Linked DNA regions of Mus musculus: region 2 is linked to region 1. Evidence: chromatin loops called from intact Hi-C (ENCODE). Cell type or tissue: left cerebral cortex. All regions are shown on one strand. Links, peaks and the distances in the headings refer to the core of each region. The heading gives the core; the rest is flanking DNA.

Region 1 (11,853 bases), core at 2,401-10,400:
CAGTCTGCACCTTGCATTGCTCCCTACCACCCAGGGTCCTGGGTCCTCTTTCATCTCTCCCCTCCATCCGCATTCTCTGGGGACACATCCTGTGTGGGCCAACTTTCACTGTGGTGATGCCCCACCCCTCCTCTGCCTCTACTCATTAGCACCCCACCTTCCCCAATGACCCTCCTTCTTCTTAGTGTTTCTTCAGCAGCTCGCACTGCCTGTGGCATGGGAGGGACTCTAGTCCCCAGGGGTGCCAGGTCTGAATGGCTAAGTATACAGTAATGCGTAAACCTCTGCTGCTCCTGATAGTTACACCAACTCCACAGGTGCTAGCCTCAAGCGTTCCTCAGAACAGGAAAAGCTTCTGTGGGTCAAAACTTTTAATCTGCATTAATCTGCTCTCTTAGGCATTTCAAGTTTCCCTCACCTCACCTCTAGATAGATAATGTGCATAACCAGCATTTCTGCCATTTGGATGTCTGTGGCCTTGTCATATCTGTAAGCTAAGTCTTCTCAAAGAAGATAACTCCAGCATTATGCAGTGTCCCCAAGCTCTCTGGGCAGTGAGGTGATGGAGGGAGGTAGCTGTGACAGACTAATCCTCTCTGGCCGTTGTTATGCAAAGGAACAGTTTTAAGGAAGAGTGGTTAAAGCAGAGTACTCATTAGGCCCACTGTATCTAATGCAGACTCCCTGTCTGCTTTCTGGATATTGTCGGTGGGACCAGTCAGTTCATGTCTTCATGCAACACTGTAGTTATTCTAATTAGCAGCCTGCTATTAGGGAGCAGCCTGCAGGGAGATTTAGTCCCTTGTTTTACAGATGATGAGTCTACCCTGCCAATAAGAATGTTGAAGAGACACCCCTGGAGACTATTCCTAGTCTATCCCTATAGCCTCCATGACAGTGTTTTAGGACAGAGGACAGATAGCTTTCGCCCTATGCCACCTTCTGCTCATTGACTGTGGCTGCTGAAAGCGCTGTGCCAATAAAATCCTGATGCACTGTAGCTCAGAGAAAGAGGTTCCATAATCATGATTGTACACTACAGATGTCAAAAGAGATGCTTTTTGAGCCAACCATTTGCCATTAGTGAATGAAACCATACAGGGGACTTTCTCCCCTAGAAATATAGCATTCTATTCTATTGGGAGCAGGAAGTAAAGTGGGGGCTAAAAACTGGGAAAGAACCAAGTAAGATAATTTCTTACTTTGTACAGCCCATCAGACATGAGCTGGGGCATTCTGATAAGCTTTCCTGTGAAGAGTCAGCTCTTGTCCTTTGAGGCCATGTATCCCTGCTGCAGTTGCTTAGCTCTCTGCGGTAGGTAGTGTTGAAGCAGCTCTGGACAGTGCCCGGGGAGATGGCTGCCCCTGGGTCATAATAAGTCTTTTGGTACAAAAACAGATATCAGAGTAGGTCTGGCTTATGAGCCCTAGTTTGCAGACCCCTAAGTGGAAAAGAGCCCAGCAACAAGACCTAGTGTTTTAGAAACTCCTCCTATTATCCATTTCTAATTCTGGCTGTGGGCTCAGCCTGTAAATTTCTTATAAGAGTCAAGTTAGAACTTGACAAACAATATCAGCTCTTCAAATACAGTGTTTTTCTTAAGGACAATCTTAGCAGTAGAGTCCACACTCAGGCATTTCCCCTACTTACAGTCCCATACCGTAATGCAGTGGTATGGCTTCTCAGGCAGTCTATCAGTCTGTTTGTGCTGCTCTGACAAAACACCTACGTCTGGATAATTTACCAAGAAAAGAGCTTTACTTTGTTGCCACATCTGCTGGCGTCTGCTCATCTCAGAGAGCCTGGATGACACGCGTGGCAGAGATGCATTTGGAAGAAATCATCTGGCAAGCCAAGGGGCAAGAGAGCAGGCTGGCTGTCCACACCTGTGGCACCAGCACACGGGAGATGGAGGCAGAATTAGGAATTCAGAGTCAGCCTTGGCCACATCGGGTTTGAGGCCAACCAAGACCGCATGGAAAACAAGACGAGATGAAGCAAGTGCAGCTTCACTCTTTTTGTGACAATGCACGTTCTAACCAGCATTAGTCCTTTAGGTAAGTCCTTGTGACATAATTACCTTCCACTAGAACTCCCCACCACTGTGCTAAGAGCACTCATACAGCACATGAGTCTTTGAGGGGGACATTGCCTTCTATAGCCAAACCATAGCAAGGACGACTGAAGGTCTGGGTCAGCATTGTGGACTGATGTAAAAGAAAGGCCTTGCAGATTTTAAGAGCTCTTCAAAAGATCTGTCCTACAGCATGCACAAGACATGAACAAGCTCATGACAGACCAAACCCCACCATGGAGGGGGCAGGGAAGCCTGAAGCCCACTCCTACCTAGCTCAGAAGCTATTGGCAACTCATGGCTTCGAGAGAATGAGAGTAACACGTCCAAAAGGAAGGCCACACATCCAAGACTATGCAGGCAGCACTTCCTGGACTTGGCTGATAAAAAGAAAGACAAGTTAGGTGGATGGGATGGGATGGACAGGAGAGGAATTGGGAAGAGGAGACAAAACACTCTGGATAAATCCTCAAAGAACGAATGAATCTTCTAAAAATAAAGAAAGATCCGTTCTGTCCTGTAGATGATGGGAGTAAGTAGACTAAGTACTGCAGCCAGTTTTGCTTGCCAGAGGGTTCTTTGCATTCTAGTTTGATATTACAGTTGAACATGGCTTGCATTAATATTTATGCTGCCTTTTTTAGGGATACATAATTGAAAGCAAAAGCATATGCACCTAGGAGTGGCTCTCAGTGAACACGCATAGACTTGATCCCGAACCTTGCTTTTGTGGTCAGATGATTGCATCTTGGTCAGAGACTTCCTGCTGCTAAATCTGGCTACTGCCCACAGCAGTCCTCACCCTGTGTATCTTCTTACCATGGCTGTGAAACAGTGTCACAGACCACTTTTTATCAGCCTTAATTTTCATAGAATGTGTGGGTAGATAAGATCCTCACCCAAGGGTGAAGAATCTCCAGTCAAATGGACAGTGACTTTCTCAAGTCATTCAGCTTCTTAGGAATAAAGCCAGGTGTGAAATTTCAACCTCCTCTCTTGTAGTATGTAGGGGGAAAAACAGTATTGATCGGGGAGGTAAGATGGCTCAGTAGGTAAAGTGTAACCAAAGCATGAGGGTCCATGATTCCAGTATTGTGCTGACCAGCCCGTCTATATAATTGGTGAGATGCAGATTCCATGAGAGATGCTGTCTCAAAAAATAATATGCAGAGTAATAGAGGAAGGCACTTGGCATAGACCTCTGTTTTTTTCACAAGTACATTACATGCACATGGGCATATGCACAAACTGACATATATACAAGTAGCAGCATCATAATGTAAGGCACACATTGTAAGGCACAAACTAGCTTTCCAATAGTCTGAATAGGTCTGCTCTTAGTAAATGTTAGCAGTGCAATTTGTACTAGCTGTCACATCTGAACCCTTGTTACTGACCCTATGTATCACTGCCATTGGCTGCCAGGTGGTGTTCAACCTGAGACTTGAGTTATCTCCAAGAAGGGGAGGGGTACGGGCACAGTGGGAGTTTGATCTCTTGATTCTGTGCTCAGAAAGTTCTTTACGTATTGTGGATATTAGTCTTCTGTCGAATCCATAGTAGCTAGAGATTCTCTCCCACTTGGGGGGGCTTCCTCTCTGCTCAGTTCATTGTTTTCTTAGCCTTGTCGTTTTGGTTTAATGAAGTCCCGGGTGTCAGTTGTTGGCCTTAATTTCTGGACAAATAGAGTCTCGTTAAGAGAGCCCTCTCTTACACCTGCATCCTGTTAGGTGCTGCCTGTTTTCTTGCAGCAGCTTCAGTGTTTCCACTCTCACATGACGTCTTTGATGCACTTGGAGTTAATTTTCATGTAAGGTAACAGATGCAGGCCTAATTTCATTCTTTTGCATGTGGACATTGGTTTTCCCAGCACCATTTGTTGGTGTTTTCTCTCCAATGTGGTTTTGGCATCTATGTCAAATACCAGATGATTCTAGTTGTATGTACTCTTATTTGGGCCTTCTATTCTGTTTCATTGGTCTACATGTCTGCTCTTGTGCCAGTACCATATGGCTGTTTTATGACTGTAACTCCACAGTATACCTTGAACTTTAGAATAGCAAATTTTAGAATGGTTTTGTTCTGTTTACTCACGGCTGTTTACTCAATAGCTTTGGCTATTGGGGCCTTTTGTGGTTCCATGAAAATTTTAGGATTTTTTTCCTCTGGTGATTTGAATATGAATGGCCCCAGAGGCTTCTGTCTTTGAATGTTTGGTCCTCAGTTGGTGGAGCTGTTTGGTAAGGATTAGGACTTGGGGTCTTAGTGGAGGAGGTATAGCACTGGGGCTGGGTTTTAAGGTTTATAAACCCCATGATATTCCAATTTGCATTCTCTCTGCGTTGGATCAGGATGTAAGCGCTCAGACACTGCTCCAGCGCCATGACTGCCTTTCTGCTGCTGTGCTCCTGACATAATAGTCATGTTCTCACCCTCCAAACTGTAAGCAAGGCCCCAGTTACATCCTTCCTTTTATAAGTCTCCTTGGTCATAATACTTCTTCACAGCGCTTTCTCTATTTCTGTGAAGAATGTTTTGGCAATTTCGATTAGAATTGCATTGAATCTATAAATTGCTTTTGTTAGGATGATCATTTTTCACAATATTATTTCTACTAATCCTGTCCATTTTCTAGTTTTTCCTCGGTGTCTTTCTTCAGAGATTGAAAGTTCATTGTGGTGCCTTTGCTTCTTTTCTGAGTTTTATTCCTAGGTGCTTATGTTCTTTGGAGCTACTGTGGATGGAAATGTGTCCATGGTCTCTTTCACAGTATGTCTGTGGAATCATTCCATTACTAAAGGAATAACAAGAGAGAAGAGATTCCAAACATTGGCTAAACAACAGTGCTCTGTCTGATGATGGCTGGAAAGAAGGAACAGGACCCACGGACACCGGACCCCAGGAACCTACTGCTTTGTAGAGTGTGTCCTGTTTCTACTCCAAGGAAAGAAAGGAAGCCTCCGAGCAGAACTGAGCCTTGTCAGGCCCTGTGAGCCACACTGTCTGTGTCACCGCCCTAGCTCTGGTGTTGCAGAGCACAGCAATCAGCAGCCTGTGAGCGCATCAGCTTGGCCCTGCTCCATCAAAACTCTATTTATGGGCACTGAAATTTGAATTTCATGTAATTTTCATGTATCACAAAATATTATTCTGATTTTTTGCCCAGCTATTTAAAAATATGAAAACTATTCTTAGCTTACAAGTAGCATGCAAAGAGACTGTGGGCTGCATTGGGCTTAAAAGCCAGCGTGTGCCAGCCCTGATTTAGAACAGGAGGCTGAATCAGGCCTGTGATAGCTCACTGATTGCTTGACCAAGTAGATTCCCTAGTACCTGAGCCTCAGTTTCCCCCAGTGAGATGAAGTGAAGGCTTAGCTTAAAGAATTACCAGCATTCTTTTTTGCATGGTGCTCTATGGTACATGGCCAGCGTGTGGTTTTGATTTCAGATAAATCTGAACTCTACTCTTTTTCTATCTTCCAACTTTCTGGGAGTCATTAGGTCAGCTGCTAAGTTCCTGGTACCTTGGGTACTTTATCTGTGAAGTTGGGCTAAAATGATGTTGCTTTTAGATTTGCTTTGAGAATTGAGTTTTATGATATTTAAGAACCAGTAATCATACATAGACAGCAAGCTTATACTGTTTTTAATATTATCTTCGTAGTCTCTTTTAAAATCTGGTAACATGTAGTCAATATGTACTTAATAGTGGCGTTGTATTCTTTTAAAAGGAGCAAAAACCTGAATGATCAGGCCAGGGAGTTGACTTAGTTATAGTATAGAGCCCGCTGCACAAACATGAGGACCTGAGTTCAGATCCCAAGAGCCCATGTTAGCAGGAGGGGCAGCAGAGTTCACACCTGTAACCCCTGGGCTGGGCTGGGCTAGGCTGGGCTGGGCTGGGCTGGGCTGGGCTGGGCTGGGCTGGGCTGGGCTGGGCTGAGCTGGGCTGAGCTGGGCTGGGCTGGGCTGGGCTGAGCTGGGCTGGGCTGAGCTGGGCTGGGCTGAGCTGTGGAGGTAACAGTGAAGGGAGGTAAGCAGGTGCCAGTTTCTGGCCAGCCAGTCTGGCCAATTTGGTAAATTGACCTCTAGGTTCAGTGAGAAACCCTGTCTGAAAACATATGGTAGAGAGTGATCAAGGAATATGCTCAGTGTTGATCTCTGGCCTCCATAGACATACATGTGTACACACACATTTATATAAAAACATACATGCATGCATATGTACATACATACATACACACATACGCACATCTGAATGCCTATAAAAGCAGTAATTCAAGAGAGGCGTCTGCACTGGACAGTGTTATCCTCTGCTCCTGGGGTAAAGGCCAGCCTGAGTTGGGGCAGGGCAGAGGCTGCATCTCTTCACTCAAACCCTGTCAGCCCTGCCCAGTGTCCTCTCTCTTGCATGGTGAAAGCACAGGGTGGATTGATAAATTACCCCTGCATCTCTGTTTACAGCTCTCTTCCTCCACCCAGTGGCAGGAAGCCACTATAGACCACTTGGAAGCAGAGACGTTTTTACCTGCTTCATGTGCTTCTTTTTCTCATGTCTGCTAGCAGCCGAGTAGGAGTCTGTGCTGAGCCAGTGCCCCCTTTGTTTCTCTACACGCTGTCATTCTCAAGGCCTGGAAGTGGGTAGGTAGCCACATGGCCAGACAGCGGTCAAGAAGCCAGAGTTGAGAAGTGACAGCCAGCTGAGCTGTGCGGGTTGATCGGTTATGTGTATGGGTGGTTATTAGCATGTTGTCCTGCAGCCCCATTGAGAAGCATGGCAGCATTTAATAAATATTAAAGCATATCAGCAGCACCATTTAAGTGTGGGAAAGTGATCAGTCCCCATCCTAATTGTGTGCAGGGCATAAACACACTCTTTAGAACACTTAATTCCATGTCAGAGTTTAAAGTGGCTGTGATGGTTTCTACTTAGAAATAAAGTCAGAAAGGGGGCTTGGAATAGATGTCAGCCATGGAGGTCAGAAAGAAGCCTCAAACGCGCCAATAACACCATTCCCCCAAAGATGGAGACACTCACAAGCATTTGCCCAGGGCATCCTCACTCCCCATGACCTGATTTTTACTGGCTCCTTTTTCTTTGCAATCTCTCTTCTCTTTCCCCTCCAGCTGCTTCCTCAACCAGAAGGAGGAAGCAAATGGTAGTAATTGCTGGCCAGGCCAGGATGCGGGCAAAGCCTAGCCATGCAGGGGAAGAGAGGGAGACAAAGGACAGGGCAAGTGCGGAGGCCACATGGCAAGCTCCCCAATTCCTCACCCTGCCTTTCTCTCCTCACATGCTCATCCTTCTCTGGCTTGTTCCCCATGATGTCCTCCTCACCTGTGTCCTGGGTTGGCCTCCCCCCAGCCTCCTTCTGACCTCCGTCTGCTCATGGCGGCTCTCTCTGGATTCACTTCTCAGTGCAGTCCAGTTTATTCCTGGGCTCTTTGAGTGTTACAATCCCTTCACACCCTGCTTCTTCCAAGTGTGATAGTATGTGCTTAATAATTAAGACTGTAATTAAAGTATAACAGCAAGTATAATTAAAATTCGCTTTAGTAGATCCTGAAATTATAAAGCAATTAGGTATTTTGGTGTGGCACTGAAGATGCCGCCAGGAGGTAGAGGGAAGGCTCCCTTCACCGTTTCCCCGACTGCACCCATCAACATAACTCGAGTGTGAGGACTCTCTTCACTTGGCTCACCACATGGTAAGAGAATTGTTTGCAGCTTAGAGCCTGCCCTGGAGAGTAGCCAGGGCAAATGGAATGCCAGGACATGGAGTCACTGCCAAGGCCTCTGGAGAACCCTCAGCTCTTCAAAATGATCAGAGAAGGATCTGTCCAAACCTCTGTCCTCAGGCATCATCGTTTGTGACTGTGGCTGTCCTTACCCAGTCTGTCAGCTCACATGTAACATGTAGCTGATACTGCAAGATTCCCTGAGAAGCAAACCCAGCGCTGACAGGGACGTGTAGCAGGCTGTGGGAAATATCACTAAGCTGCCCCACAGGGCTCATCCCTGTTGCGATGTAGAGATCACTGAGTGCTCCAGCAGCACATCTGACAAGCCTGCTGTAGCTGGAACATTGAAGGCAGTGGCAGGGAAGGAGGCCCAGGAGACTGGGAGAGACAGCTTCGAGCGAGCGCATGGGCATGCAGGGCAAAGGCCAGTGGGGCTCGGTGTGCCTGCCTAGGCACTTGTGAATTTTAACATGGAGCCTTCTTATTCCCCTTGAGAATACTGCTCCTAAGCCAGATGCTGCAGATGATATTAATTAAGGGCCTGAATTATTTATGCTGTCGGCTCCAAGGAAAAGCAGCTTCATATGTGAGTTGGTTTCCTTTGTTTGTTTGTTTGTTTGTTTGTTTGTTTTGTAATCAGCATTTGTTTCGTCCTTACGCATGGAAAATTCAGGTAATAGTGAATGGAGAATTCTGAGTGGATAGTTCTCAGAATGAGTGAAGGAAACCATGAATAAAGAACAAACAAGCCAACCCCCAAAATACCAGGAGAGGGGTGGGAGAGAGGCCTGGAACAGTTATGTTCCACAGGTTTGTGGAGGCCTGGGGAGCTGGGTGCTGAGACTGGAGAATGCCCGAAAGGAAAAGCTCTTGTACTTTTTCTTTCGTTTGGTCTCTGGCCGACAGGAAGGCACCCAGGGAAGGTATCCCAGTCGACTCCTTTGTGAAAGGGGATAGGAATGACACATCAGACTTCAGGTCCAGAGGTGTGCTTCTAGCCCAGGCCTTATTTTTGCTTCACTCTGCCATTGCTCCATGACAGCCACACCTGCAGGTTAATGTACAGATTCCTTAGCCTCTGACCTAACCATGATGCACACCCTGTCCTGCTTCTCAGCCTCTGGAACCCAGACTCAGCTTACCAAAGGAGTCAGAATGGACACTGGGGTCCTGTAATGATGTAACTGAGCTTTACATCTGTGTTACGTCTCTGTCTGTGCATAGCAGATGATCCCAGAGTTTGAAAGTGCTAAAGAAGGGTGTGAATATCATACGGACCCGAGGTCAGGAATCGGGGTGGGGCCTAGCTGAGTTCTCGCACTCAGTCTTCACCAGGTTGCAGGAAAGGTGTGTTCCGCAGGACCCCACGGCTTGCTAAGAGGTAGTTCACTTTCAAGCTAGCGTCTATGGTTAGCACCAGATGCTGTTCCCTGGTTGCCTCATGGCTCAGTAGCAGTTAGCTAGAGGGTGCTTGACAAGTGGGCTTTGTACATAGGGTAGCTTGAAACATGGCATTTTGCCAGCAAATGGTAGAAATATCAAAGCAGACAAGGCAGACAGAAAGCAAGGTTTTTATATCTCATCTCAGAAGTGATGTCCCATCATTCGTAGATTCTTACACAGTGAAAGGGGACAAGTTACACGAGCGAGCGTGTGGTCGCAGGAGGCAAGGTCAGTCACATGACTGTCCCAGTGCTGTTTTAGAAGCTCCCTGTGACAACATTAAAAACAATGGGTTGGGCATAGAAATAGCTCAGTTAGCAAAGTACTCGCCATTCAAGCATGACGACCTGAATTCAGTCGTCAGAACCAACGTAAAATAGCCAGGCATTAGTGGTGTCCACTTGTGATGCCAACCCTGGAGAGTGGAGACATTTGGATCCCTGGGGTTCCTGCTTTGTGACTCCAGGCCAATGAGAGGCCTTGTCTTAACACATACACACACATACACACACATACACACACACACACGTTTGATTCCAATTAAAGCCAGCCCCTGAATAACAACCATTCTGTCAAGAGTTTAGCATTATTGAAATTTCCTTCCTGTTCCTATAAAGTCTGGAAGGGTGAGTGAGTCAGATGCTGGGCTCCACCTCATTATCAAGTGTCTAGCTGAAGAAGTCATTGCCATCCTTAGAAAGGTGCCTCCCAGGGTTATCCTTACCAATAGTGTAGCTGAAAGTAAAACAGATGTAAACATCACTTTATTTCCTCAGATGAAATGGTGAGATGAGGGCTCTGCCCAAGCTGTAGGTTAGGCTGTGTCCAGAGCTTTTCCTGCTCTGTTCTAACTCTCCCTAGACCTAGGCCTGGAGACTTCTAATCTGATCTTACAGGTTGACCGATTCAGTCCAGCTTCCTTCAGTTTCGGACTAAATTGCTCTGCTTGGCCTTATACTAACTTTTGGCAATCTGTTCTAATCTGCTGGCTCCTTCTCATTCTCTGGCTCATTCTGTCTTCACCTGGGTCTAGCTTGTCTTCTCTGCAACCTGTGTCTATAAAACTGTCCCTGTAAAACTGTCATACACATACACTGCATCACCACACCCCCTCCTTTCTCTCTCTCCAGTACTGACTTACTTCATCCATAAACACAGGACAGTAGCACTTCCTTAGAGCTCGTGTTGAAAAATCATATGCTGCATCTAAGTTGCTGGGCATTATCCTGGCATGCGTAAGTACAGAGTGATCAGTAGCTCTAAGGAAGATCATGTTACACGGAGATAAAGGAGCTGGGGTTCCACCCCAGCACAGAGACAATGATATGGCTGTGAGAGCAGGTGATACTTTCCTCAAATGACATCACGCCCAGGCTCAAGCAGGCAGCCTTAATCAATCCAGTGGGTGACACACAAAAGCTGTGGAAGTAGGAGGGGCGTAGTGGGAATTGTATTGGGTGAAGGAGGGATGTGAGAGGGGTTAACTGGTTCATAGTAACTAAAGTTCATTATGTAAGTTTATGAAACTGTCAACAAATAAGAAAATTTTAAAGAAGTTGCAGGGCTGGAGAGAGATCTCAGTGTTAAGAGCACTTGTTGCTGTTGCAGAGGACGTGGGGTTGATTCCCAGCATCTACATGGTGGGCTATGACCGTCTGTAACTCCACTTAAAGAGGATCTGATGTCCTCCTCTGGCCTCTGCAGTCACCAGGCATGCACATGGCGCAAGGCCCTATGTGCAGGGAAAGCAGTCATAATATTTTTTAAAGTTGAAACTCAAGGTAGTCAAGTGGTTAGGTAAACACCAGTCTCGTAATGCATGGCAGAGGTGAGAACTCTGGCTCCTTCCCCTAGTCACTGCACCCAGGGGCCCTTGGCAGGTGTGACGCCCAGTGTTCACTTCCCACTGCTGCAGCAGATGCAGTGTCCCAGCGCCTCCTCAGCAGCACAGTGCGCTCACCTGGCCACTGTCTGAGAGTGAGCCGTGCTGACCAAGTGCCTGCTGTTATCTGTGCCCACATAGAAGGGCTTGTTCTCCATGGCCATGCCTTCAGAGTCTTTGTTATAAAGACATCACCTGGTAGCCGGTTGGGAGCACAGGAGCCGTCCCGTGGCAAGCTTAGGCTCTTAATAGCGTTCTCACGCCCGGCCAGGAAAGACGCAACAAACCAAAATCTTCTGCGGCAAAACTTTATTGCTTACATCTTTGGGAGCCAGGAGGGCAAGCGCCCAGCGCCCAGCCCCAAAAACGAAAGCCCCTTCAATAATGAAACCGAAACCCCTTCCCTATTTAGGAGAGTTATATTTCGCCTAGGACGCATCACTCCCTGATTGGCTGCAGCCCATGGCCGAGCTGACGTTCACGGGAAAGGTAGAGTACAAGTAGTCATAAAATACCCTTGGCTCATGCGCAGATTATTTGTTTACCACTTAGAACACAGGATGTCAGCGCCATCTTGTGACGGCGAATGTGGGGGCGGCTCCCAACATCTCCCCCTTTCCTTTTAATAAGAGCAAATAGGCCACCCAACTAATGAGAGTGGAGATAGAGGTCAAATCCCCAGTGTGTAGGTAAAGGAGCCATGTACAGGAT
Region 2 (11,853 bases), core at 1,619-9,618, 950 kb before region 1:
GTTTGGGGAAAGTCTAGGGGAATGGCTGCTATTGGAGTAACCAACAGAATGCTCTTTGGATCTGAGGCCGTATTTATAGGAAGGTGCTCATTTTCTGTATCAAGGAATTGATAAAAAGCTGATATGGCCAGGGAGGTCATAGGCACTAAGGCAAACTTCCAGGTCATGGTGCTGAGAATAACTGGCCTTGAACTACCCCTTGCTTCAAGGCTCAGGAGCTTCACAGGAGTCAGAAGAGTCTAAGGGCTGGGAAGAAGAATGTGGTCTACAGTATTACAGTATGATGGCTGAAGCACTCATGAACTCACAGCACCTTGATTGATGGGATCTGACCACCAGTGAGTCCCAAAATATTCAGTCATGGATGGAAAGGGGGCTTATGGGGCACAGCTCTCTGTTATGGGAGCTAATGGGAGTCAAGGGCTGCCAGTAGAGAGGAAGTTATTGTCTTTAGTGGTGTAGCCACAGATGTTTTCTCATGCACCAGTAGATAGCTCCATACCGGCAAAGTAAATGTAAAACCAAAATGGAAAAACGAGAAAGAAAGTGGGGTGGGGGCTTGGATGGAGGAAGGGCTGGCAAGGACAGAGAGGGAAGCAGAGACAGTGTGCAGATGAGAATGTATTCTCCAGGCATATGAGGTTGTCATAGAGTAAGTTAACCATAATAGAGGAAAAGGAAAAGTAATAGACATAAAGACACTGAGTTTGTTTGTACGAGTTCATGAGTTTGTGTTTATCAGTAATGCACATGCCTGTGTGTTCAGGTGTATGTGGACAGCATCAGTTCATATTAAGTGGCTTTTTCTACTACTACCTGACTTTTTGAGTCTGGGTCCCAAGATCTATAAAACTCATTGATTTAGCTTGACTAGTACCAGTAAGTTCCAGGGAACTTCACCTCTACTTCCACATTGCTAGGACAGTAGCTCACAGTACCGCTGAGGTAGGGTTTTTTTGTTTTGTTGTTGTTGTTGTTGTTTCCATAGGTGCTGGGGACTGAATTAGTCTTAATGCTTACTCAGCATTACTTTACTGGCTAAGCCATTTTCCCAGCCCAAGACTACGAGCTTGTTGAGTAAAGTGTGTGCCTACGGGTTTGTCATAATTTTGAGAGAAATGTCACCTCACAGCCAACATATCTCAGTGGAACACTAATTTTACTTAAAATTTGAGCTTTAGAGAACTGCTATATTATAATATACTATGCCTTTAAACAACTATCATGGACTTTAAGTGCAATATTTGTACTTATGGTAAGGTCTATCTATGATCTATGATCTATAAGACATTTACCATCTATCAATGATCTATAAGACATATCTGTGATCTATTTGATCTTTTCTATATCATCATAACTATAATCTATAAGACAAGATCATAAACCACTTAGGCTTTAAGTAGGCACTTTTATGGCCCTAGGAGGATAAACTAGACAATTGGCTTCTTGTGCAGTTAGGCAGAGCTTGGTGCAAAACTTAACCATGTCATTTTAAGTTTTTGTATTTATGAAGTGTGTTCTTCTAGAAGTGACTTCTAGAATGATCCTTGAGCACACTTTGCTGTGAAAGAACATTTGTCTTTGAGAATGGATATAGCTGAGATGCCTGGAAACAGTTCTGTATGAATGATACTAACCAGAGAAAGAAGAATGTAATTATTCATATTTAGGCTCTTTCAGAAAACCCTGGTGACTACAGTTGGTGATTTCCCTTAAAATAGCAGACAGCGGTCCCCCTGTGGTTTTCCAAGCCTCTGAGTCCAGATGGAGACTGGAGAGGGCTGACAGAGGTAATAAAACTTAGAAGTCCAGGTGGGGAGAGGTGATAAAACAGCAGAGGAGGGAACCAGACAGAACTTGGTCAGGAGACGGCAAGAGAGCAACATGGCTATTGGTTAATCAAATGTTTAGAAAGCACACAGCTTATTCAAAAGTTCTGGGGTTATTTTTTAATTGCAGTTTTACATTTTTATTGCAGGAAAGTCTTGTGTGTCTAATAATTTTTCAAGAAACCAGAGAAAAAAATTAAAATGTTTGGGACAGGAGAAATGACTCAGTTAGCAACATGCTTGCAAAGCTAACATTAGGATATTGGATTACCAGCAACCATGTAAAACTCCAGGCACAGCAGTCCACGCCTATAATCCCAGAGCTTATATGCAGTAGACAGGAAGAATCCTGATTGTTGAGGCTTGTCAGGAATCAGTCCATCAGAGTTGTGATCTGCAGGGTCAGTGGAGACCACATCTCAGGTAAATAGGATGGAGAATGATTGGTGAACAGACAAAGTGTCAGATTCTTGCTTTCCCAGAAATACACACAAGTGCACGCCCCCAACACAGGTCATACACAAACACACAAGTCTAAGGGCTTGCTTCTTATAGATATGAAGTACTTATTCACTTATTTTTAACAACTCCGCTTCCATGTACTTTTTTCTTCACCATTAAGAGAAATCATAGTTACAACTATCCAAGAGTAGGTGTCAATAATAATATCTATTTTACTAAGGACTTAGGATGGGCTGGGGTAATACACTGAAATCTAAATGAACCTAAAAAGTAGACAATAAAATTATGTTATTATGTATGTGTCCCATATTATATGTGTGACGAAGAAGAAGCTAAACAATAATGATAATGCTATGGAGTTCCTTCTGCCATGGGCCAGGCAATGTTCAAAGCAATTCTCTGAATCAGACTATGGATAACGCATAACTCTGTTAATTAAGAGATGTTTGCTCCCTATTAAATAGAAAAGGGGACCAAAGGAAGATAAGCTAACTGAATTGCCTACATAATACAGCTAGAAGGGGCAGGTCAGAGATCTGGATCCATCCTGAAAACTAAAGTTTGTTTTGTCTGCAGTGAGCAGAAAAGGTGGTAACTTCCACTCTACTCTGTAGCTTCAAATTCAAAGGCCAGGTCTGTCCCATGTCTCCCTACTACACACTCTCTTTGTCCACACGAAAAGAAAGCATGCTATGTCAGAAGACTCTAGTCCCTTCTAAGGATGTATCTACTCTTGGGGCACATGCTTTCTCTGTCCCAGTTCCTGCCCCAAGGAAGTGAAGTCAGATTCTAGAGAAGAATCTTTGAGTCCTGACTCTCATCAGAGGAGGAATTACAGAAGAAAGGAAAGTGGTTTGAAACTAAAATGAAGTTGGAATAGATATAGATAATAGCAGGGAGACACAGACCTCCGTCAGAAGGATTGTGGGAGGAGGTGGTCTAAGTAAGTACTGAGTTTCAGAATTCAGCATGAGAAAGTGGAACTCCAGCAGGCCTTCCCAGCAGGGTGTCCTAGAATGGACAAGGAAGCTCTCTGCTCTTCCCTTCCACAATTCCTTCCCAACTCTATCAGGGCTTCCTGTTTGCTGATCCCTTCCACTGTGCTCAGGACTTGGGACAGGACTGCGAGCAGCAACCAGCCCCTTGCTGCTCCAAGCAGAGCAGGTAGAGTGTAGCTGGTGGATCTGCAGGCTGACAGATTAAGAACCATGGCCTTGATCTTTTAAAATTATGCAAAGAGCCAAAGAATCATCCTGTGACCACATCCCCAACCCCTGCTCTCAAGCTGTCACCTCAGGAAGGATGCCAAAATAGTATTTTAATTTTTATTTGTATAACCTAACACCATGATTCAAATAATTTGTTTTGCTCAAGAATGAGAATTGAAATATTATACTTCTTCAATAGAAGCATTTGTTTAACAGGTTGATACCCACTACACATAGGCAAACACTCCCATACCCCCACAACCCCTGACACACACACACACACACACACACACACACACACACACACACACACATGCACACATTGTAATGAAGTACTCAGGTAAAAATCATTCTTTTAGAAGAAATGCAGCTTCAGTAATATTCTCATTACAAAGCCGTATCAAAGCGAACAACCATTGTAGTCTTACTATGAAAATAACCAATTATTTTTATGATAATGAAGACTTTAAGTAGCTCAGCAGGATAAATTAGATCCGAGTCAAGGCTTAGCCAGTGTCTCCCATCTTTGGAATACTAAACTGGAATGAAAGATTCAATCCCTCTAATACAGACACATCTCTTTTGAACTTTGAAGAAAAGAAAACACTTAGTCTGTTTTGAGCATGATGAATCAATTTGAGGCTAGGGTTAGAAAAAGTGATTTTTACTGACTGCACTAAACAAGCTAGAAATGAGTTTAACTTCACTGGGGTCCTCAGTGGTAACAATCAGTGACATCAGTGTTGGCCTTGTGGGTTAGGTGACAGGATCTGAATACTGTGAGCAGTGGGTCACTTGGGCAGCATGTGGATACAGCATGTAAGGCATTCTCCTTGACTTCATCGCATTGACATTTTGGGGACAGAGAATGCTTTTGCTGGAAACCAAGTAGTCCTGAGTGATATAGTATTCTGTCTACTAGGTGCTAGTAAACCCTACCCAAACCCTATGCCTCAGTCAAGACAGACCTGCCTTTAGACATTTCTACCATAGCCCCTGGCTGAGTTATTGTTCTAGTGGTTTGCAGCTACCTTGCTCATGTCATAGTTGCCTGTAACCATTTACTATGCTTGCTGAGTTAGTTCACCTTTGCATTGATTTTTAATTCTGTTCAGTGAACTTAGGACCACATACTTGCTGGGCAAGCACTGTACCACTGAGCTGTAACCCCTGCCTTCTTTTTATTTTCTAAAATTATTTGTTTTGACAATTTCATATTTCTATACATACATTGTGATCATATTCACCTCCACTACCTCTTTCATCTCCTCCCAACTTCTGTGGAACCTCTTCTTCCCAACTAGATGCAACACTAGCCTCATGTTCCATTCCCAATTCCTTATTTGCAACTACTCTGTAGGCAGTCATGGCTGCTGTGTGGTGATTGCAATGGCCACAGTGTATCCAGAAGATGGCACTCCACCACATTTCTCCCCATCCTTTAGCTCCCAAAGTCCTTTCAGCCTTTCTGTGCTGTTTCCTGGGGCTCTGAGTGTGAGTAGGGGAGGGGGCGGCATAGACATCCTGTTTGGGGATGGGCACTGAGCAGTCGCTTATTCTTAGAATTTTGAGCAGCGGTGAATGAGTTCCCTCTCTGAGCATCAGATGCTGAAGATAGAAGCTTCTAAACTAAGGGTGAGAGTTGCAGGAGGGAGTCCACAAGCCTTGGATCTTCTGCTGATAATGTGCCAAGTTGACACATACTTAAACTGTACAATGCTTATACAATTCCTTCCTGCCTTCTTATCTTCCTTCCCCTCTTTCCTTCCTTCTCCCCACCCCTACCTCTCTCTCTCTTCTTTCTGAGATGGTATTTTCTTCTGTTGACCAGATTTCCTTTCAACATGACTCAGCTTCAGCAACAATAACTACAGGTCAGTGCTCAACTTTGACTTGAAAAACCATAGGCAAGAAGCTGATTTTACTACATGCCGAAGTTATATGCAGTGATTAGTCTCTTTGTGGGATTAATCAGTTTCTCTGCTACCTCTATGTGCCATTAAAATGAACAGAGTTGTTCCAGTATTTTTAAAGGAATCCAGAGCACATCAACTGTTCTTGAATGGGTTTTGCTAAGAAGTGATGGTGAGAGAGAATAAAATAACTGTGCTCCAGGATGTCTGAATTGCAGTAATTCCTCTAAGTGGAGCCTTGCACTGGAGAGGTGGCTCAGTGGTTATAAAAGCACTTGCCTCTCTTTTTGAGGACCCAAGTTAAGTTTCCAGCACCCATGTTTTATGACTGACAAGCACCTGTAACCCTAGATTCAGTGGGTTTGTGTCTTCTTCTAGCCTCCATAAGTGTTCCCACATAGGGGACATTCATTCACTCACACAAATTAAAATAATAAAATAAATCTTTTAAAAACTCAGTGGGCATTTGCTAGTGTTATGGATTATGTTTTCTACCTATGAATTTACATTATTGGCTTCCATTTCTTTATTAACATGAACATTATACAATGCATTTTTAGTGAAGATCATCATTCAAAAGGTTTAAATTCAATTATCTTTCATACAGTAAGCCTGCTTAGAACAGATTACATCCAAATCTTTTAAGCAATTATAAAGAAAGAACAAGGTTTCACGTAAAACAAATTTCCCAAACAGTATAAGGAAGATATTCACCCCCTTGTATAATTCCTAATGGTAACAAGAAGCAAAATAATGTTCAAGGAGGAAGAAAAACACAAAAAGGAATCTAAATAGTATAGAACTAGATGGAAAGGCAGGAGAACTGGGTCCTAGCTCAGACTGTGACGGTGTGCACAAGGTGGTACTCCACCCTGTGTCTTGGGGAATGGGTCTGTCTTTCAAAGTAAGCTAAGGCAGCCCAGTCCATGACTTTGGAAATCCCTTAGACCTCAATGGCTTCTGATTCTACAAATAAATACCTACTGATGTGTTATCCCTTTATCATTTTTAGCTTCCCAGTTTCAACATATAATGGCTCAAGGACATTCACCCACACTGGTGACATTCTATAAGCTAGCCCTTTAGTCCAGGTTCTGGAAGCAGAGAGTATAAAGAACAACATTATCACTGATATGTAGCCTAAGAAAGAATTGTCTTGGGCTGTGAAAACTGAGAGCGGGGGATGCATGTCTAAGCCGAGACCACAGATCATCTACCACTGTCCTTACTTTTTGAGAGGGAGAGTCACTGAAGCTCACCATTGGGCTAGGAGGGCTGCTCAGTGAGATTCCAGGCTCTATTTCTCTCTGCCTCTCCTCTACTGCTGGGCTTACACATCTGTCTTTAATGTAGTGACTGGGCATTTGAACTTAGGTCCTCTTGCTTTGATAGCAAGTATTCTTACAGCCTTGAGACAAAGTAACTCGTCCTTAATGTAGCATTCTCTGATAACTTTTTACTAATTTATGATTTGATAACATTTCACATGGGGGGATTACTGTGGATTCTCTAAAAAATTAACATAAAGATTGATCTATTAACATCTAATGCCTGCTACTATACACAGAAAACAGCAATCTTTCCAGTAAGCCATTGGAATTCTTTTATTTAATTCTTTCTTCCCAATCAGCCATCTCCTTTAATATTCCACATAAAGTTAATGACATCCCAACTGATAGGTGCTTCGTTTGACTTTTCTTTCTTTCTTTCTTTTTTCTATCTTACAAGTAACCAACGAAGACGAAGATGCATATTTGAAATATCCCAGCTTGATCTATATTACTACCAGTTATGGAGCAAAACAGTAATGACACAGCTTAGATCTGTGAATATTTAATTACAAATGGGGAGGTTATCCAATTTTTATCAAATATACTTTCTGGGACTGAATTGTACACATAGCACCATCTCCTCAAACTGATAAAATATAGTCAAAGATAATAAATGCATATGACAATGCGTTTATCAAAACACTTTAGAAACATTTATTCAGTAATTATGTTGTCTTCTTTGCTTCAGATATTAGATATCTGGACCAAGATGAGCCTAAAGGACAAAGTTCAAGTACTCATATACTTCAAGTACTCCTTCTCCAGCACATACGTCTATTGAGACTGGCTATGTATGTGTCAGACACTGGAATCGACAGGGAATCGCTAGGACCTAAAATGGCTTTGGGTTTGTACAGACCAATCAATAAATACCCGAAGAAAATAAGACTCTAAGGAATGCATTCAAACTGCCTCGGAGAAGCCACAATATTTTCAACATTGCTTTTTATTGTCTGGAAGGAAATATTAAAGAAAAAGCAGAGTGAAAAAGCCCAGACCACTCAGTCAGACTCTTAACAGGCAGGACATTAAGAAAAATCTAAACAGCATTAGAAGCGCATTCAATGTAAGATTGATATCTACAGCAACATGAAACAGTACTGGGTGTGGATTGTTTGTTTCTGTTTCCTTTCCAGCTGAAGATAAATTTGGAGATACTTAAGGCAAGTGAATTTGCCAAGCCATTGTTTTATTGAACCACTCTGGTCATTTCTCAGGGAAGAGCTTCGTGCTGGTGGGGTGACCCTCCTTCCGTGCCCTCCAGGGTACTGTCAGCTTGTCAACGTCACGTTGCAGGCCATGGCATGCATATTTAAACTAACCCATTTCCACAGGAGCATTAGGACAGTTATGCAATGAAATAGTCTTCACTCGCCTTAGATTAGTGAATCCCTCATTTAATTACAACTGGAAAGGTTAGAAACTTTTTTATCACAGACACATTCTCTGGGAATTATCTGTCTTTGGAATATAATTAATCATACTCTGTCATGCTTTCATTATAGACAGTGCTCTCCAGAGCACTGGCTTTCCCCTCTCTTCATTCATATTCCTCTAGCCTTCCCCCTCACTGTTACCACAGACCTCAGGTGAATTTTGTGGATTGCTCAGAAATGACTCGATATTGTTAAACCCATTTGTCAATCCACATTATCAACTCCCAGACACAAGATCTCTGCATATGTTTAGCCTTCTTCGTATACATCCGTCCCAGTATTAACGTGAATGGCATCTGTCAATGTTGACAAAAATTAAATTTCAAAACTACTGTAAATAATAAAGAAGTCATAGAAAGACGCTCTCTCTGGAGGATGAGCAACTCGTAAACATGATTTGCATATTGTGCTTACAGCTGTTTCAACAGGAGCTGTTTGCTGTGGTTCATTAAAGTGATTTGATTTGTCAGATTCCACGCTAGTTGGAAGTTTGCGTAGAGAGCTATTTAAGGGACATTTGTGAAAATTTTGAATTTTACAGCAGTATATGCTGGCCATAAAAATATTCAAGTGCATTCAGGGGTAACGCTGTGGCTTACTGGTAGAGAACCTGCCTATCATGCACAAGGACATAGGTTCAATTCCCAGCCCCATAAAATAATTCTAATGAAATGAATCGAGTAATATGTCTTTAGAAGGAATTAGTAGGGATTGAATTCATAAGAATCATCATTAATTAAATTCCAAACCATTGTCTCTCTGTCTGAAATGCTCCCAAGATATTCCAGGCACAACTCAGTTAAAGTAGGAGAGCTCCATGCCTTGCTGAACTCAAGGGAAGAGGGGAAGACGAACCTCCACAGCAACTGTGCAGGGAGGAATCAAGCAAGCATGCATTACGGTCTGTGGAATGGATTTAATTCAATAATCTACAGCCTTCCTATCATCACCTTCTAGCCAGATACCATAAAATCTCATTGTTCATTGGCACTGGCAAAGGGCACCCCGGTTCATAGTCTACCTTCCAGGAAAATCTCAGCTCACCTGTTTTTGTCTTTTTTAAGTAATCATTTGCATTTTAATAATTTCTGGGGTAATAATTTTAATAATTTAATAGTTCATCAGAGGCACATATCTTTAATAATGCCTTTTGTGTGATTTCTTTTTTCCTAGTTACATTGGCCTGTACATAATATAGTCTGTATTTGTTCAACCATTCTAAAAGTCAAGAAGACGATTCAAGAGTCTGGCAAGGCTTAACCAACTTCTTAAGGCAAACCTTGGACTGTAACTACCCATGGTCTCCGCAGGGCTGCAGCTTTCACTGTTTGGTTAAGAGGCAGGAGGCAGGGTGAGCCTCACCAGCAATAGGTCATGCATTTTAAGAGAAAATTTAAATTTCAGTTGAAATGGAGCAATTGCATAGCATCTGTGAGGCTCTGCAGTGCTGAAGCAAAGATATTTTGAATACAGAAGTCATTGCCAAAACCACAAATGAAGTCACACTCTAAGTAAAAAGTATCCCTTTTATTGACTGGTAGACAACAGAAATAGTAACTCTGTGTGTGTGTGTGTGTGTGTGTGTGTGTGTGTGTGTAAAACAAAGTATATGTGTGAGTGTGTATGCATATATGTGAGTAAGTGCACAAGTGTGAGTACCAGAGAGTGTATGAAGTATATGCATGTATGGATGTGTGTGTGTATGTGTATACACATATACACATGTGTGAATACTTCAGAATGATGCTTTCTTTTTCAGAAACCAGTCTTATCAAGAGGAAACATTGCCAAGGTTGACAAAAGGTTCTAGACCATGAATGGCATGTGATCCTGAAGGGTGCTGAGGGGGTGACAGGGATAAGTAGATGCTGCTGCTGTGGTTTGCCATAATTCCTCTGCAAAGTGGCAGGTGTCAATTCCCTTTCTGAATAAACATCCAAATGAAGCCTAGCTCCGAACACGAGACAGTGTTCTCCATGGATAAGACCAGGTGTTCCTGTTTGAGGTTTGTAAAAAGTAGTACACCAGTGACTCACTCCTATGTCAAATACTGCTGTCTAATTGGGCCAAGTGTTCTTCCCTCCTAGCTACCTCTCACAGGCTGTCATAGAAAAGGCAACAGTTAGCCCCAAAAGGAGCAACAGCAACTCTCAAGCGTAGAGAAACCTATAAGGAGGTCAGGAGTCACTATAGATCCCTCTGAGTTGCCAAGCAGGTGTGGTGGAATTACTGCCTTTTTCTTTTTCTTTTATTTTTTTAAATGTTTTTCTCTGAGATCTGCTTGTTTAATTATTTTTAATTTAAAATTTTTTTACTTTATTTTACATTCCCCTCACTGTCCACTTCCAGTCACCCCCCCTCCCACAATCCTTCCCCTATCCCCTCCTTCCCTTCTCCTCTGAGTGGGTCGGGGCCCCTTGGGTATCCCTCCTGTGCCCCCCTCCCCCGGCACTTCAAGCCTCTGTGCCCAGCCAAGGCAGCCCAGCTAGAAGAACACATCCCACATGAAGCAACAACTTCGGGATAGCCCCTGTTCTAGTTGTTCAGGACCCATATGAAGACCAAGTTGCACACTGGCTACACATGAGAGGGGAGGCCTAGGCCCAGTGTATGTTCTTTGGTTGGTGGTTCAGACTCTGAGAGGAATTACTGCTTTTTCAATGGTGAGGGAGAGGACTCCTCTTACAAGTCTATGTGTTTGGGGTCAAAAGTACAGGTATTTTTGTCATTTCTTCAGGCTAACATTAGTAACTTAATTTTCAAAAGAAAACACCCTTTCACCCATAGCCTTTAACGTAGGCTGATTTTAATCCCACCAGGATCTGACAGGAGTGGCAAAGCCCAGACTAAGATTAAAACCTCACAGTGAGTCATGTAGGCAAATGCCCCAAGGCTGCCCAGTTAGGGACAAGGGGCTTAAGGACTGCAGCGTGTTTTACTCCTTTCATGAGAGCTGTATACAGATATCCGGGTTCCTTACTGCAAATGGCTCTTACAACTGAGGAGCTGCGTTCATACTATGATGTCTTAGTTTGATTTGTTTTTTCTTATTTCACTAGAACTTTTTCTACTTAAGCAGGCATGATTCATATATTATTTGAACAAGTTTTATGGAAGATGGAATTAAGATGTTTAGTTTTAAGAAACTTGTCATGGTAGAACAATTTTCAAGTGGGTAAAAGTAAAGACTGGTTCTAAGGAAGTTGTGTTGAGCTTTGTGCTTTGAACTAGCCATATTTGTGCTGCACGATGCAACAGCAAACACACACAGTAACATGCAGCAGGAGATTGTGAACAAGGAGTTTCCAAAGTGGACTCCAGAGGGCAGATGATGGTACGCTCTCAGAATGATTTGTTTCCGTGTGTATTTGCTTAGTTTTAATTTGATATGATATTTTAAAGAATGAGAGTTCCTTAGCCATAAGATAACTATCAGACATCGTGCACAAATGGTACTTGAGAGCACACACACAGACACACAGATGCACACACACAGGCATGCATGAACACACACACACACCAAAAGCAGGAGAAAAACGAAGCAAAGTTTTAAAGATATATATATATATCAAAATCTTTGAGCATTGACTTCTCCAGAATAGAAACATTACTTGTTTCGAACATAAATCCAGTGATCACACCACCTATGATCCAGAACTGAATTTGAATTTGAG

Evidence for each region. A loop is a pair of places that touch in the nucleus more often than their neighbours do. Peaks named below come from ENCODE experiments on the same cell type or tissue, not always from the same donor. Only the 100,000 strongest peaks of a DNase experiment are listed, where the experiment ranks them.
Region 2: a loop joins it to region 1, with 11 times the contacts of the local background. A loop is called at or near these places in 3 of 42 quality-filtered maps.

The regions. Positions count from the first base shown.
Region 1 is chr6:95,479,289-95,491,141 of GRCm38, reverse strand. All of the region lies in intron 10 of Suclg2 (succinate-Coenzyme A ligase, GDP-forming, beta subunit), which reads left to right. Among named protein-coding and RNA genes, the nearest start is that of AY512915, 150 kb to the right of the region's middle. In left cerebral cortex, for the core only: a CTCF peak has its summit at 6,552; DNase peaks (open chromatin) are centred at 5,187, 6,547, 7,185 and 7,927.
Region 2 is chr6:96,425,679-96,437,531 of GRCm38, reverse strand. All of the region lies in intron 2 of Tafa1 (TAFA chemokine like family member 1), which reads right to left. Among named protein-coding and RNA genes, the nearest start is that of Gm26011, 130 kb to the left of the region's middle. In left cerebral cortex, for the core only: a CTCF peak has its summit at 4,901 (motif pointing right); a DNase peak (open chromatin) is centred at 4,953.